4 separate regions of the Homo sapiens genome follow, and regions 1, 3 and 4 are each linked to region 2. Evidence: chromatin contacts called from ENCODE Hi-C or POLR2A ChIA-PET data. All regions are on one chromosome and are shown on one strand. The core of a region is the stretch at or near the end of the contact, and the rest is flanking DNA. Distances in the headings are between cores, read along the strand shown.

Region 1 (3,240 bases), core at 477-2,976, 970 kb after region 2:
TTTATGACTTGCTACATGCAAGAAGAGACAGGTCAGCTAGCCTTTTCTGAAACTACAATTTCTCCAATGCTTTCACCTCAAAATTAACAATATACCTATCGGACATATTCTGAGATGGCACATGACTCCTTCAAGGGTATTTCACACACATGCTAGGAAGTGAGGGGTTAAGTGTCCCTGTGTGCTTTTTCAGATACGTGGCTTCAGAGAGAGCAAGAAGGCTGAGGAGGATGAGGAGGGCAGGGTGAGGCTCTCTCCCCAGGCTGATGATCTCCTTTCCCTTGTCTTAGTACAAGCAAATGCTGGTGAATGCTTTCACGGAGCAAATTCTGCCTCACTTCTCCACGGAGGGCCCCCAACGTCTGCTGCCGGTTCTGGACAGAATCTACCCAGTGACCGAAATCCAGGAGGCCCATAAGTACATGGAGGCCAACAAGAACATAGGCAAGATCGTCCTGGAACTGCCCCAGTGAAGGAGGATGGGGCAGGACAGGACGCGGCCACCCCAGGCCTTTCCAGAGCAAACCTGGAGAAGATTCACAATAGACAGGCCAAGAAACCCGGTGCTTCCTCCAGAGCCGTTTAAAGCTGATATGAGGAAATAAAGAGTGAACTGGAAGGGTGGCACGCGGACTGGGGCCGCCGCGGCGGGGTTGAGGTGGGAGTCCGGACGGGCGTCGCAGCGGGGATTACTGAGGCCCGATCAGCTGACGCTCAACCTGAGGGCCCCTCCAGGGACGGAGATTCTGGGTATAGTTACAGCGTCAGCCGTGACACAAGCCGCCAGAACCCCACATATTCCGCCTTGCGCACAGCTAGAGGCCCAGGCCCACCACCTCCGGCACCTGCCCGCGCGCCCCGCAACCAGTGGGCACCACAGCAGGCCCCAGCCCTGCCCGCTACTCACCTGGGCCCCACCCCACCTCTCGCCGCCCTCCTCAGGCCCCACCACCTCCCGCTACACATCTGAGCCCCGCCCCACCTCCACCACTTTCCTCAGCCCCAACCACCTCCTGCTACACTTCTGGGCCCCGCCGCACCTCCACCACCCTCCTCAGGCCCCGATCCCTTCCGCTACTCACCTGGGTCCCGCCCCAGCTCAGTCCTCCTCAGGCCCCGCCTTCGCCCGCTACTCACCTGGGCCCCACCCCACCTCTCGCCACCCTCCTCAGGCCCCACCACCTCCCGCTACACATCTGGGCCCCGCCCCACCGCCACCACCCTCCTCAGGCCCCGCCCCTTCCATTACTCACTTGGGTCCCGCCCCAGCTCACCGCCTTGCTCAGGCCCGGCTCCCTCCCGGATACTCACTTGGGCCCCACCCCAGCTCTCCGCACCCTCCTCAGGCCCCGCCCCCTCCCGCTACTCACCTGGGTCCCGCCCTACCTGTCATAACCCTGCTCAAGCCCCGCCTCCTCCGCTCCCCAGTTACTCACCTGAGACCCGCCCCAGCTCTCCGCCCTCCTCAGGCCCCGCCCTCTCCACCCGGGTTCCTCTGCTCAGGGCCTCCCCGACCGGAACATCTCGCCTTTTGGAGGCTACGCCCCGCCCTTTACGGTACAGAGCCCGGAAGTGTCTTGGACTCTCGCCTTTCCATCTTCCGGCCTCGAGTCTCGCTCAGGCTCGGTTTTACCCCGGAGTCTATTCGAAGGGGGCTGCTACGTCAGCGCGTCTCAGCGTAAGACGGCGCTATTCCGCTGTAACAGCTTCCGGCGGGTCCTGGATGTTGATGTCCTGCATCTAACGCGGTGTAACCCCCGAAGCCGAGCGAGCTCCGGAGGAATTTCAGTATCTGCTACGGTAACTTCATCAGCCCGCCAAGATGGCGATGCAAGCGGCCAAGAGGGCGAACGTGAGTATCGGGTGTTCTGCGGAGGGTGGGAGAACTTCGGGTTTGACTTTCTTAGCGGCGTGGATCGGAGCATTCTTGCTCCTCCTCCGTCCCCAGAGCGGAGAACTCCAGAATTCCTATCCTGTCAGCGAAGACACTATCCGGCCCCATCCTCAGAGATATGCTCCTTGAGCCACATTTCTGTCCCCACCCCTTTTGAGAGTTCCTCAGTCTCTACCCTAGTGTCAGTGATAGTGTTACCCCTATAGCCTCTTTGCTTGACCCGCACCTAAGGACCTGGCGTTAGGATTATCTCCTTGACTTAAAGTCGATATCTCAGAAGAGTCCTCAACTAACTTAATGGTTCACCAACAACTAGGACCTGGGATTCCCCTCAGATCATGGTGCTTTTCGGATCCTTCATTAACACATTAATTAAAACAATATTTTTTGAGCACCTACTATGTATTCTGCTTGCCATGTGGGACATAATTCATCAATTATATTTATTGAATAGCTACTATGTGCCAGACACTAGTCTTACGTATTGGGAATACAGCAGTGAATAAAACAAGTCCTTCTGCTTACATTCTAGTGTTTGAGAGTACAGTGTTACGGAAACTTTTAAAAAAAAAAAACTCAAAAAAGAGATTAGTCAACAGTAAAACGCTTAGAGGTGTAAGATGAAGTTAGGCCGAGTGAGGTGGCTCATGCCTGTAATCCCCGCACTTTTGGAGGCTGAGGTGGGAGGATTGCTTGAGCCCAGGAATTCAAGGCTGCCTTGAGCCATGATTGTGCCACTGCGCAGCACTTCAGCCCAGGAGACAGAGCAAGACCCTGACTCAAAAAAAAAAAAAAAAACAGAAAGAAAGAAAGAAAGAAAGAAAAGACAAGCAATTGACCATTGTATATGTAAATGGAGACTTTTGGTGACCTTGATGATAGGAATCATTTCAGTGGATGAAAACTTGATTGCAGTGGGGTGAAAAGATGGTGGAAGTTGAGAAAATGGAAACAGCAAAGACACTCTGTCCATGAGTTCTCATTTAAATAGGAAGTAGGGAAATTGGATGATAGTTGACTTTTTTTTTTGAGATGGACTCTCACTCTGTCACCCAGGCTGGAGTGCAGTGGCACAGTCTTGGCTCACTGCAACCTCTGTCTCCTGAGTTCAAGCAATTCTCCTGCCTCAGCCTCTTGAGTAGCTGGGATTACAGGTGCCCACCACCATGCCCGGCTAATTTTTGTATTTTTAGTAGAGACAGGGTTTCTCCGTGTTGGCCAGGCTGGTCTCAAACTCCTGACCTCAAGTGATCCACCTGCCTTGGCCTCCCAAAACGCTGGGATTACAGGCATGAGCCACCGCACCCGGCCAGATAGTTGACTTTTTAAAAGATGTGTGATATAGG
Region 2 (2,827 bases), core at 318-2,817:
ACCTCCCCCTCCTCCCACTTGGTCCAAGAGAAATGGTACTTGCTGAGGGGACCTGCTGATGTCTCACCCTGGATCAGAAATGCAAACGTATTTCTGAGCAACTGGGCAGGGAAGGAGACCGATGAAAAAGTTGAGTCAGTCTCTCTCTCTCTCTCAGTAGGGGGGCCCACCAATTGCTGAGCCTTTCCACCAGGCTCTCAGCTTCCTCTGCCTCTAACAAACTTTGTGACTCACAGTCTGTTCGCGGAGCGAGGCAGCTGAGCAGCCGAGCAGCCTCAGTGATGGGTTAAATTGGGAACGCACTCTTCTCCAAACACTGACCCCTCAAGTGCAGCCTGAGCCCCTACCTTGCAGTGGGGGTGGGAGGTGAGCACAGCTCCAATTATTTTGCTGGCACTAGAAGAGCTGCCAGAGACCTGGGTTTTCATGGACTTATGTCTACCGGGATCACACACACACGCACAGCCCTTGGTGGGCTGCAGGCTCAGGAATGCAGTCCATTCCTAGACTGGTCTAGGTCTCCAGTGCTCCATTCATCAGAGCTGCAATGTGGGACCCAACGCGCTCTCTCTTCTTCACCCACACTGCCTGCAAAACCAGAGGGAGTCCTAGCAAATGATCAAGCAGAGCCGTGCATCGTGAGGGTCTGGCTAACTGTTGCACGGCAGTTGAGGGGATGGCGGTGGAGGCGGGGAGAGGTCAGGGCTGTGCTGCACCCTCTCAGCAGCGTCTCCTCCCTTCATCACTGCGGAGGGAAAATCTGGAAGTTGGTGAACCTGGATCCCGCGGGGCGGCAGGGGCAGGCAGAGGCCGAGTCCATTCAGGCGGGCGAGACGAGACTCGGCCACTGGCTGCTCCCCGGGCCTCTGCGCCGCCGGCGCCGCCTCCCGCCTTCTCCGAGCCGCGCAGACGACCGGCCGCGGGCGTCTCCCTCAGCCCTGGACCGGCTTCCCACAGAAAACTCCCAGGCACAAACCGCTTTTGTTAATTCCGCAAATGCTGCCACACGACCACCTCCTCCAGCACTCCCGGTCTGCTCGGCTCCGGGAGACCCGCTTTCCCCTGAGCCTCCGCCCCCCGAAGGACCACCGCCCAGCACCGGCACGCGCCGGGCCTGGAGAGGACCCCAGGGTCCCCGGCCCGAGGCATCTTTGTCCTCGCAGCGCAGACGCGCGCGCACAGAGCGACCGCAACAGCCCCGCCGGGCACCAGGTCAGCGGCCTGGCCCCGCGCCAGGGCCGTGCAGGGGGACAATGGTCCGCGCCGGGGAAGTTTGCGGAGTCGCCCCCGCGGGCCCGGGCCCGGGCGCGGAGCCCTCCTTACCGTACATCTCGGCGGGGCGCGCGCCTCTCGAGAGGCCGGCGTCGCTGCGGCGTTCCCAGCCAGCCCTCGGCGGCGCCCGCCTTTCATTCACAGTCGGGGCGGGGACTGGCGGCGGCCGACAGGGGCCCGGGCGGGGAGGGAGCAGACGCGGGGGCCGGCCGCGGGCAGGACGGAGCCGGGCGCCGCCAGCCCATTCAGCGCCGGGCTGCAGCGGCCGCCTCCGCTCGGGTTGCTGGGCACTGCTGCGCGCAGGGGGCGGGGGCTATGCTAATACTAATGCTCCTCCCTCCCGGCTCGGCCAACCCGAGGCCTCTGCGAGCCCCTCGCCCCGCCCCGCCCCTGCGCCCCGCCCCCGAGAAACCCACAGCCGGAGATGCGCCTTTTCCGAGGCTGTCGCCCTAAGGGCCGCAGCGTGCACCTGCGGAGCTACCCACCCCAACTCCCTGCTCCTGTCGGAGCGCTCGGAAGCTCTCCCTAACCTGGGGTCCTCGAGGTCAGCCGGGGCGCTGAGAGCTGCAGGTGCACCCCTCCTCCAGTTCTGTCCAGGCTGCGTGGGCTAAGCCGGGGGGCGCAAGGATGGGAATTGGGGAATGACTTCCACCCTCTCCTGGCTAGGTACCTTAGCTGAGCGCCGTTCTCTGATGAAGCCCTCCAGCCCTCAGCTGCGCCCTACCAGCTACTCTCTGGCTAGGTGCCCAGCCACTCTCTGGCTAGGTGCTTGCTACCACCAAACAGCGTCCTTCCCGGGTCAGGGACGCAGGAAACGCACCCCACTCCCAACCCCCAAGGGCTGCAGGAAGTCCGCTTGCTTTTCCTCTCCCTGATTTATATGTGTAATTCGCAAGCTTTGCCGCCAGGATCCTCTCCAGCTGAGCCCCAGCGCCGACTTGAATTCCAGCTCTGCACCTGCCGTGACCCTATGAGGAACAGGCACAGAGAGGCAGCGGCTCATGCCTACGCCCACACCTGAAGATCTCTCCTAAGCTAGCTCAGGACTTCCCTGGGCTTCTCATCCAGCCTTCTTTACATTGCACACGTTCCCGTCTTTTTTTTTTTTTTTTTTTTTTTTTTTTTTTTTTTTGACATGGAGTCTCACTCTCGCCCAGGGTGGAGTACAGTGGCACTATCTCGGCTCCCTGCAAACTCCGCCTCCTGGGTTCAAGCGATTCTTCCACCTCAGCCTCCAGAGTAGCTGGGACTACAGGTGCGTGCCACCACGCCCGGCTAATTTTTGTATTTTTTGGTAGAGAAGGGATTTCACCATGTTGGCCAGGCTGGTCTGGAACTCCTGACCTCAAGTGATCCGCCCGCCTCGGCCTCCCAAAGTGCTGAGATTACAGGCCTGAGCCACTTCTCCTGCCCCTCCTGGCCTTTCAATATCGATTTCTTAGTTTCTCTTGGCCCATGGTTGAGAGTTGTTTGGGTTTTCTTTTGTTTTTTTCTACTGGTAGAAATATTCTACTAGTAGAAGTTAGAGAGGAAAGGAACTTAAAGATACTTAAGA
Region 3 (3,254 bases), core at 39-2,538, 550 kb before region 2:
CTGATGTTGAGATATATAGCCAATGATACCTCACAATTGCAGTTGGTTAGGCAGTGGTTATGATGGGCTGTCATTTCCTGCACATGTGTGAACTTGATCATAGCTGATCATTTGTTGTCACTTCAACTGAGTTGTATCCACTTTTGGCACTACATGTGTTGTCATTTAAAATGTCCTCAGAGGCCAGGCACAGTGGCTCACGCCTGTACTCCCAGCACTTTGGGAGGCCGAAGCAGGTGGATTATGGAGTCAAGAGATCGAGACTATCCTGGCCAACATGGTGAAACCCCGTCACTACTAAAAATACAAAAATTAGCTGCGCGTGGTGCGTGCGCCTGTAGTCCCAGCTACTTGGGAGGCTGAGGCCAGAGAATCGCTTGAACCTGGGAGTCAGAGGTTGCAGTGAGCCGAGATCATGCCACTGCACTCCAGCCTGGCAATAGAGGGAGACTCCGTCTCAAAAAAAAAAAAAAAGTTCTCGGAAGAGAGTATACTGTGATTTGGCATTAAAGACAATGTTGTTATAAATGCAGAAAGGTGTGGACAGAATAGAGGGGAATACACTGGATGTTAGTAAAACAAATATTCAGCATTGGAGGAATTCCATATTATTTTGCAAAGCAACAACCAGGTGCTTTTTAGAGCCTTTTTTTTTTTAAGGAGGCTTTATAGAGCCTTTTTAAAAAAGAGGATATCCCCAAATAGATGAAGCTGTATTTTTTTATTACTGAGATATAACCAAAATAATTTATTGTCACACTAAAGCATTGCATCTGAAGGTAGACCAAACTGCCAAGTTCCCCTGAATAGATGAAAGGAATTTCAGTTCATCAAGAGGCTGGTGTGACCAATTCACATGTCACGAAGGATTATGCTTAATTAAGTCATTGAGTTAGTTAAATTGGCTGAGTGCTTTTCTTTCTTAGGGGTAGAAAAAAAAATAATGGTGTGTCTTACAAGTGATCTTATAAGTGCATCTTAGATGGGATGAAATGCAGGGTGTAGAATGGGTTTTATTATGATCAGGTCTCTATAGTAATGAGGCCTGTCTCACTAGCATACTTAGATTGAACAAAATTGTAGAGACCTAGAAGTGAGATTTTATTCTAGTTGGGCCTGTGAAGGAGAGAGTGTCTTACTAAATGAATCCTTACATAGAAATGACAAGTGGCTTCAAGATTGTTTTCTTTTTAGAAAAGGATTTTTGTTAGCAGTACTTGCTGTCCACATGCTCTAGGAAAGCACCCCTTCCCCCCGCTTCCCCACTGATGATTCATGAGCTGAAAGAAGTTCCCCAGCCTGTGGGGTGTGGGGCTGTCGGTCCAGGTCATTCTTGGTGTTCATTGGTGGCACAGTCCAGTGTGCAGTCCCATTCTGGACTTCCAGTGTCCCCTCTGCCTTACTGCTTTATGTATGACTAACTAGTATTCAAGTAAAGCAGAAAAATTCATCACCCAAAAAACGAAGGACCCTGGTCTTCTCGTCACTTTATTCAGTGGCTCAATGGCAGCCTAAGGAAGAGGAGTGTGCTTTCTCAGATGTTGGTTTTATTATTCCTTTTAATCATAAGCAAATTTGAGTTTAAATCATCATTTTGCAATACAGTTCTGTTGATGTCCTTATTTTTCATAAAAAACTCGACTCACTCCTCATTGCCTGCTGGATAAGCTGCTTAGCATGACGTTGTGGCTCTCAGCAGTCGAACCACAGTCTACCTTTTCACCGCCATTCCTGATTGCTCCCGCTCTACCCCATCCCTCTCCTGTTCCTACCCTTAGCATACCATGGGATCTTTTTAGCTGTTGCCACAGGGCCATGGGGTTGCACTGTTTACATCCCCCTCAGTGTTGTGCGAGAGCATCTGTGTCTCCACAGCCTTGCCAGCAGCACATGTTCCCACACTTGAATTTTTGCCAATCTGATGGGTGAGAAATGTTATCTCAGTGTAGTTTTGATTTGCATTTCTCTTGTTTTGAGTAACCTGTTTTGAGTGAGTCAAAGCAGTCAAACTTTTTGTCTTTGTTTATATTCTTAGTTCTCACTGAAATGCCAGTAACCCCTGACTTTCTGTCTCTCCTCCAAAAAAGGCTTCAGATTCCACATCCTAGCAAAAATATGCCTTCTTCTTTGATGTTTTTAATCTTTCATCTTAGGATTGTGTCCTCTTCTCTACTTCCATGACATGTTACCTACAGCTCAGTTATGCCCTGAAGGGAGGGACCTTGCTCTCCTTCAGCTTTCCATCCCCAGTGACTGACAGTGTCTGGAAAACGATCGATACTATTTCCTGGATTAATTGAATGATTTTTTAAACTTTTTTTTTTTTTTTTTTTGGAGACAGAGTCATGCTCTGTCGCCCAGGCTGGAGTGCAGTGGCGCAATCTCGACTCACTGCAACCTCCACCTCCTGAGTTCAAGCAATTCTCCTGCCTCAGCCTCCCGAGTAGCTGGGATTACAGGTGCCCACCACCGCACCTGGCGAATTTTTGTATTTTTAGTGAGATGGGGTTTCACCATGTTGGCCAAGCTGGTTTCAAACTCCTGACCTCAAGTGATCCGCCTGCCTCAGCCTCCCAAAGTGTTGGGATTATAGGTGTGAGCCACCGCACCTGGCCGCCCGTGCTTAATGAAGCATTTTAAGTTAAGTATGACATGAGAAAATTAGTAATTTTGGTTTGAATTCTAATGAAAGCTTAAACTTCATAATGTATTTGCATCCTCGTTTTCACTGATATTATTCCATGATTTTTTCAAAGGAAATAATCTTTGCAATGAGAGAAATATAGTATTTCAGAATATTTGAAGTTTTTCTAATCTTTCCTTTATCCATAACAAATAAAAATATCTCTAAGAAAAAGCAGAGTAACATTATATTATTTTGTCATTATAAATTACTCTTATTTTCAAAGTCCAAAATAAATCTGTGATGTGGGGAAATTCAGTGTGAAAATAATTGAAAGACTGCCCCTTTCAGTTACAACAACTCTGTAACTCTGATTAATGTATGTTTGCCCTTGTCAGATAAAATATCTCTGTAACTATACTCAGAAGTTTGCATAAAAATGTTTTAACCTGAAAACTTTAGAAGTGTCCCTTTCAAGACAGTTAACTAAATGTCATACATCATTTAAATGATAAGGCAATGGGTAAATATTTCTATGTTGCACATTATAGGAGTTTTTGTTGGAAATGATGAAGTTGGAGACTGTAGCAATGATGATCTATAGCTAAATTATTTTATTTTCTCATGTTAT
Region 4 (3,081 bases), core at 572-3,071, 550 kb after region 2:
TCACATTATTCTCAACATGAAGAAATCCGACCCCCTTCCTACAACATCATAGGAGGCCCCTCTGGCCAACTTTCGTTGTTATTGTTGTTGTTTTGTTTGCTTTTTTTTTGAGACTAGCCTCCAACCAATTCCAGAAGAGGAGACAAACCTCAAACAAATTTAACCCTTGAGATCCATCCCTCAACTGTATCATATAATCTACGCTTCACGGCAGTAATGTTTTAAGCAGACACTTGATTTCTTAATCACTGAAATGTAAGCACCAGCCCTCACAAATCATCGCCACAGAGATTCCTCTTGGCATCCACAGAGGGTGCTGGGACTGCAATTCACTCAAGAACCCTTTACTCACCAACATCACACTCGACATTAAAAACTCACCGTCTCCGAAGAAAAAATGTCACCTTCTGCACAAGGACACCTGCCTGTTCAACACCTCTACAAGAAACGAGGAGGGCCAAGCATGAGAGGCTAACAGATCCTCCAGCTTAAAGTTTTCCTCCCCATGAAACTCTCCGGACACAACACCGTGGCCTGTCCTTGTCACACACACACAGGCTGTATTGTCAACCCCTCCGTCTCCCTCTAACGTCGTCAGACTGGGCAGTGTCTACCCATGGGGGTAACTGCTTTTAAATAAAATAAAAAAGCAGCCACCACAGCTGGGTAGTAAGGACTGGAGACCCTGGGTGTCCGATTTTTTCAGGTCTTTTACAAGGGACTAGAGAGCGGCCCGAATTCTGTCACTGCCCACTAACCAACCCCACCTCCCAATCGCCTCGTCAACATGTTTGCTTCCCTTCCTCGGCCCTTTCGGCTGAATCCCAGGAAGGGGACCAAACCCGGGCCGCGACAGGAACATGTCCAGTATCCATCCCATGTCTACCTCCGAAACCCCTTCTCGGGAGAAGGGGCGAGCAAGCGCGCCGGGGTCAAACCCAAGCGCCGTCGAGGGCTGCGCCGACGGAGAGGGACGCCGCGGTCGCCCCCATTTCGCGGTCCCGGCAGGCGAGATTCCGAGAGGTGAGCGGGCCGGCCAAGGTCACGGCGTCGTCGGGGCCGAGGGGCGCCCGCGCCGACTTCCGGCTCCCCCTCTCGGCGGCGGCCCGGGGCGCCCGCTCCCCACGCCGGGCAGGCGGCCGCGCAGCTCGCACCCCCTCCGCGGATGCTCGCCCTCTCCGCGCTAACTAGGGCAACTGGAAAAGAGGCGGAGAGAAGTCGCTGCTGCAGCGATTTCCCCCGGCGGGGAGCAGCCCCCAGCTGGTGCCCGTGACAGCTGCGACCTCCGCCCCCTCCAGCCGCGCCGGGCCGCGAGGGGAACTCGGGGAAGTGGGAGGAGGATGGAGCGGGAGAAAGGAGAGCAGGGGGCGGAGGGGCGCCAGCTGCTCCCCGCCCCCTAGGGCCTCCGCGGCCGCGCGGCTCGTGACAGCTGCACCCACCGGGAGGCTCCGCACCCGCAGCCCGCCACTCACCTGCCGCCGCCGCCTCTGGGCCCCGCTCACCGGCGCCGCACTCGTCCGCGACCGTGGCGGCGGCGCCGCCCCGGCCTCCGCCGCTCCTCGGGCCCGGCGCCGCGGCTCTCCGGCCCCCTCCTCCGGAGCAGGGGTCCCCCCGCAGGGGGATGCAGAGGGAACCTGACGCAGGCTCCGCTCGAGGGAGCAGCAGCGAACAGGCGGCGGAGGCCCTCAAGGCCGCGAGGCAGCCGTCGGAGGACAGAGCTCAGCAAATCGCGTCAGACTCCCGCTCGCCCGGCCTGAAGAACAGGCATTTCAGCCGCTCTCCGCGGCCGCCATGTTCTCCTCCTCGGCCGCCACCGCCGCCGCCGCCACCGCCCCCCGCTCGCGGCACCGCCCCCTTCGCGCCCCGCCCCGCCCCGCCCGTTCCCGGCCGCCCGCCTGCCCGCCCGCCGCACTTCCCCTGCCGGCTCCGGCCGCCCGGGCCGCCGCGACCCGGTGCCCGCGAGCTCCGACAGTGCGCCCGGGACAGCGCGCCCCCAGCCCGCCGGGCCTGCCGGGCCCGCCGAGCGAGGAACCGCCCCGCGCCCTCTGCCGGCCCGCCCCAGCCGGCGTCCTAACGAAGTGTGGGAAAGGAGGCCCGAACTCTTCCCCGCCCGTCTCAACTCCTCCCCGCCCCTCTCCTGCCCTCCCCTCGGGGCGTTCCTCCCACTGCTGCCGGGAAGCGGCCTCGAACACCAGGGCGCTCGCAGCTAGGCCGCCGGGCCTGCCGCCTCCCGCTGTTCTTTATCTTTCTGGGAAGGTGTCGGAGCGGCGAGAGGCCCTGCGGACGGGGCGGAGTCGGCTCCGGGCCTGTCCCTCCACTCGGGCGTTCTGTTACTTTGAGCGAGACATATCCCGCGGGCCTCGTTTTTTATTCTGTAAAATTGGGAGGTGGTTGCCTAGATGATTTCACAGGCTATTAGACAAGAGAAAAGGAAGATCGTCTGCCCCCTTCGTTTTACAGATGAAAAGATCTGCCTGACCCGTTCTGGCTCTGCAATTCCATGAATTATCTAAAATGTCTGTCATTCACAGATCTTTCCCCTCAAGGGGCCCACACCTTTCTTCTTATCTCCCTTTTCTTTTTTTTTTTTTTTTAACTTCTCTAATAGAAGTGCTACTTCCAAAAGTAGAGTGTTCTTGTCACCAGAGGAATCGAACAGCGGCTGAACAGCCTCTCTGAGCTGCGATGGCCTTATCTGGACCGCATCCCGCATTCCAAAGGCTGGCAATGCAATATATACCTATGTCTCTCCCTGGGTTGTCCTAAGCATGAATGAGTCACTCGCCGTGGAAGTGCCTTGTAAAGCATACATCTGTCCATTCCTTTCTTTTATTCTTACCCCATTTCGCACTCTTACCCTTCCTCAATCCTGTCCTGCTGCTGCTGTCTCCCGGCGTTTCCTGCTGTTTCGCTTCCTGTGTGTTCTCCCCTAAATCAATCTCTGTAAATCCTTAAGCCCTTCCCACCCTTCTCCCAACTGGGGAACCTGACAGCCTTGAAAACACCAATCTCCGTGGCAGCTCTCTGAGTCGACGGGCAGCTTCTTTCACAGGCAGGTACTACTGTATGCTTTCACCATCC

Evidence for each region. Hi-C counts contacts between places; a loop is a spot of excess contacts on that map. ChIA-PET counts read pairs that join two places held with the same protein, here RNA polymerase II (POLR2A). Pooled maps may share reads with other maps.
Region 1: a map of CD8-positive, alpha-beta T cell shows a loop between it and region 2 (18-fold over the local background). The contact joins the promoter of SF3B6 here to the promoter of EFR3B in region 2. A Hi-C loop is called at or near these places in 2 of 168 maps with a recorded cell type or tissue (CD8-positive, alpha-beta T cell and naive thymus-derived CD4-positive, alpha-beta T cell) and 11 of 50 pooled maps. POLR2A ChIA-PET finds 5 or more read pairs at or near these places in 3 of 52 experiments (Caco-2, HepG2 and PC-9).
Region 3: a pooled map shows a loop between it and region 2 (10-fold over the local background). The contact joins the enhancer-like site here to the promoter of EFR3B in region 2. A Hi-C loop is called at or near these places in 1 of 37 single-sample maps with no recorded cell type and 4 of 50 pooled maps. POLR2A ChIA-PET finds 5 or more read pairs at or near these places in 1 of 52 experiments (CD8-positive, alpha-beta memory T cell).
Region 4: a loop to region 2 is called in a map of B cell, with 6 times the contacts of the local background. The contact joins the promoter of NCOA1 here to the promoter of EFR3B in region 2. A Hi-C loop is called at or near these places in 4 of 168 maps with a recorded cell type or tissue (B cell, CD8-positive, alpha-beta T cell and naive thymus-derived CD4-positive, alpha-beta T cell), 2 of 37 single-sample maps with no recorded cell type and 14 of 50 pooled maps. POLR2A ChIA-PET finds 5 or more read pairs at or near these places in 1 of 52 experiments (A549).

The regions. Positions count from the first base shown.
Region 1 is chr2:24,074,812-24,078,051 of GRCh38, reverse strand. It overlaps SF3B6 (splicing factor 3b subunit 6), which reads left to right and starts at 1,726. Exons shown (of 4, transcript NM_016047.4): 1 at 1,726-1,852. The coding sequence starts at 1,823. It overlaps TP53I3 (tumor protein p53 inducible protein 3), which reads left to right. Exons shown (of 5, transcript NM_004881.5): 5 at 291-619. The coding sequence ends at 473. It also overlaps a transcript of FAM228B not described here. RefSeq lists a silencer at 852-1,501 and enhancers at 1,612-1,841, 1,376-1,907, 1,908-2,440.
Region 2 is chr2:25,040,816-25,043,642 of GRCh38, reverse strand. It overlaps EFR3B (EFR3 homolog B), which reads right to left and starts at 1,567. Exons shown (of 23, transcript NM_014971.2): 1 at 1,324-1,567. The coding sequence starts at 1,330. RefSeq lists silencers at 174-303, 634-763, 874-953, 1,084-1,703 and enhancers at 661-1,609, 1,610-2,559.
Region 3 is chr2:25,585,590-25,588,843 of GRCh38, reverse strand. All of the region lies in intron 6 of DTNB (dystrobrevin beta), which reads left to right. Among named protein-coding and RNA genes, the nearest start is that of DTNB, 86 kb to the left of the region's middle. Within about 2 kb of position 1,288, at least 3 of the 41 ENCODE cell types and tissues checked have a DNase peak (open chromatin) inside an H3K27ac peak, as active enhancers do.
Region 4 is chr2:24,489,994-24,493,074 of GRCh38, reverse strand. It overlaps NCOA1 (nuclear receptor coactivator 1), which reads right to left and starts at 1,821. Exons shown (of 23, transcript NM_003743.5): 1 at 1,473-1,821. RefSeq lists silencers at 1,049-1,538, 1,693-1,851, 1,829-2,168.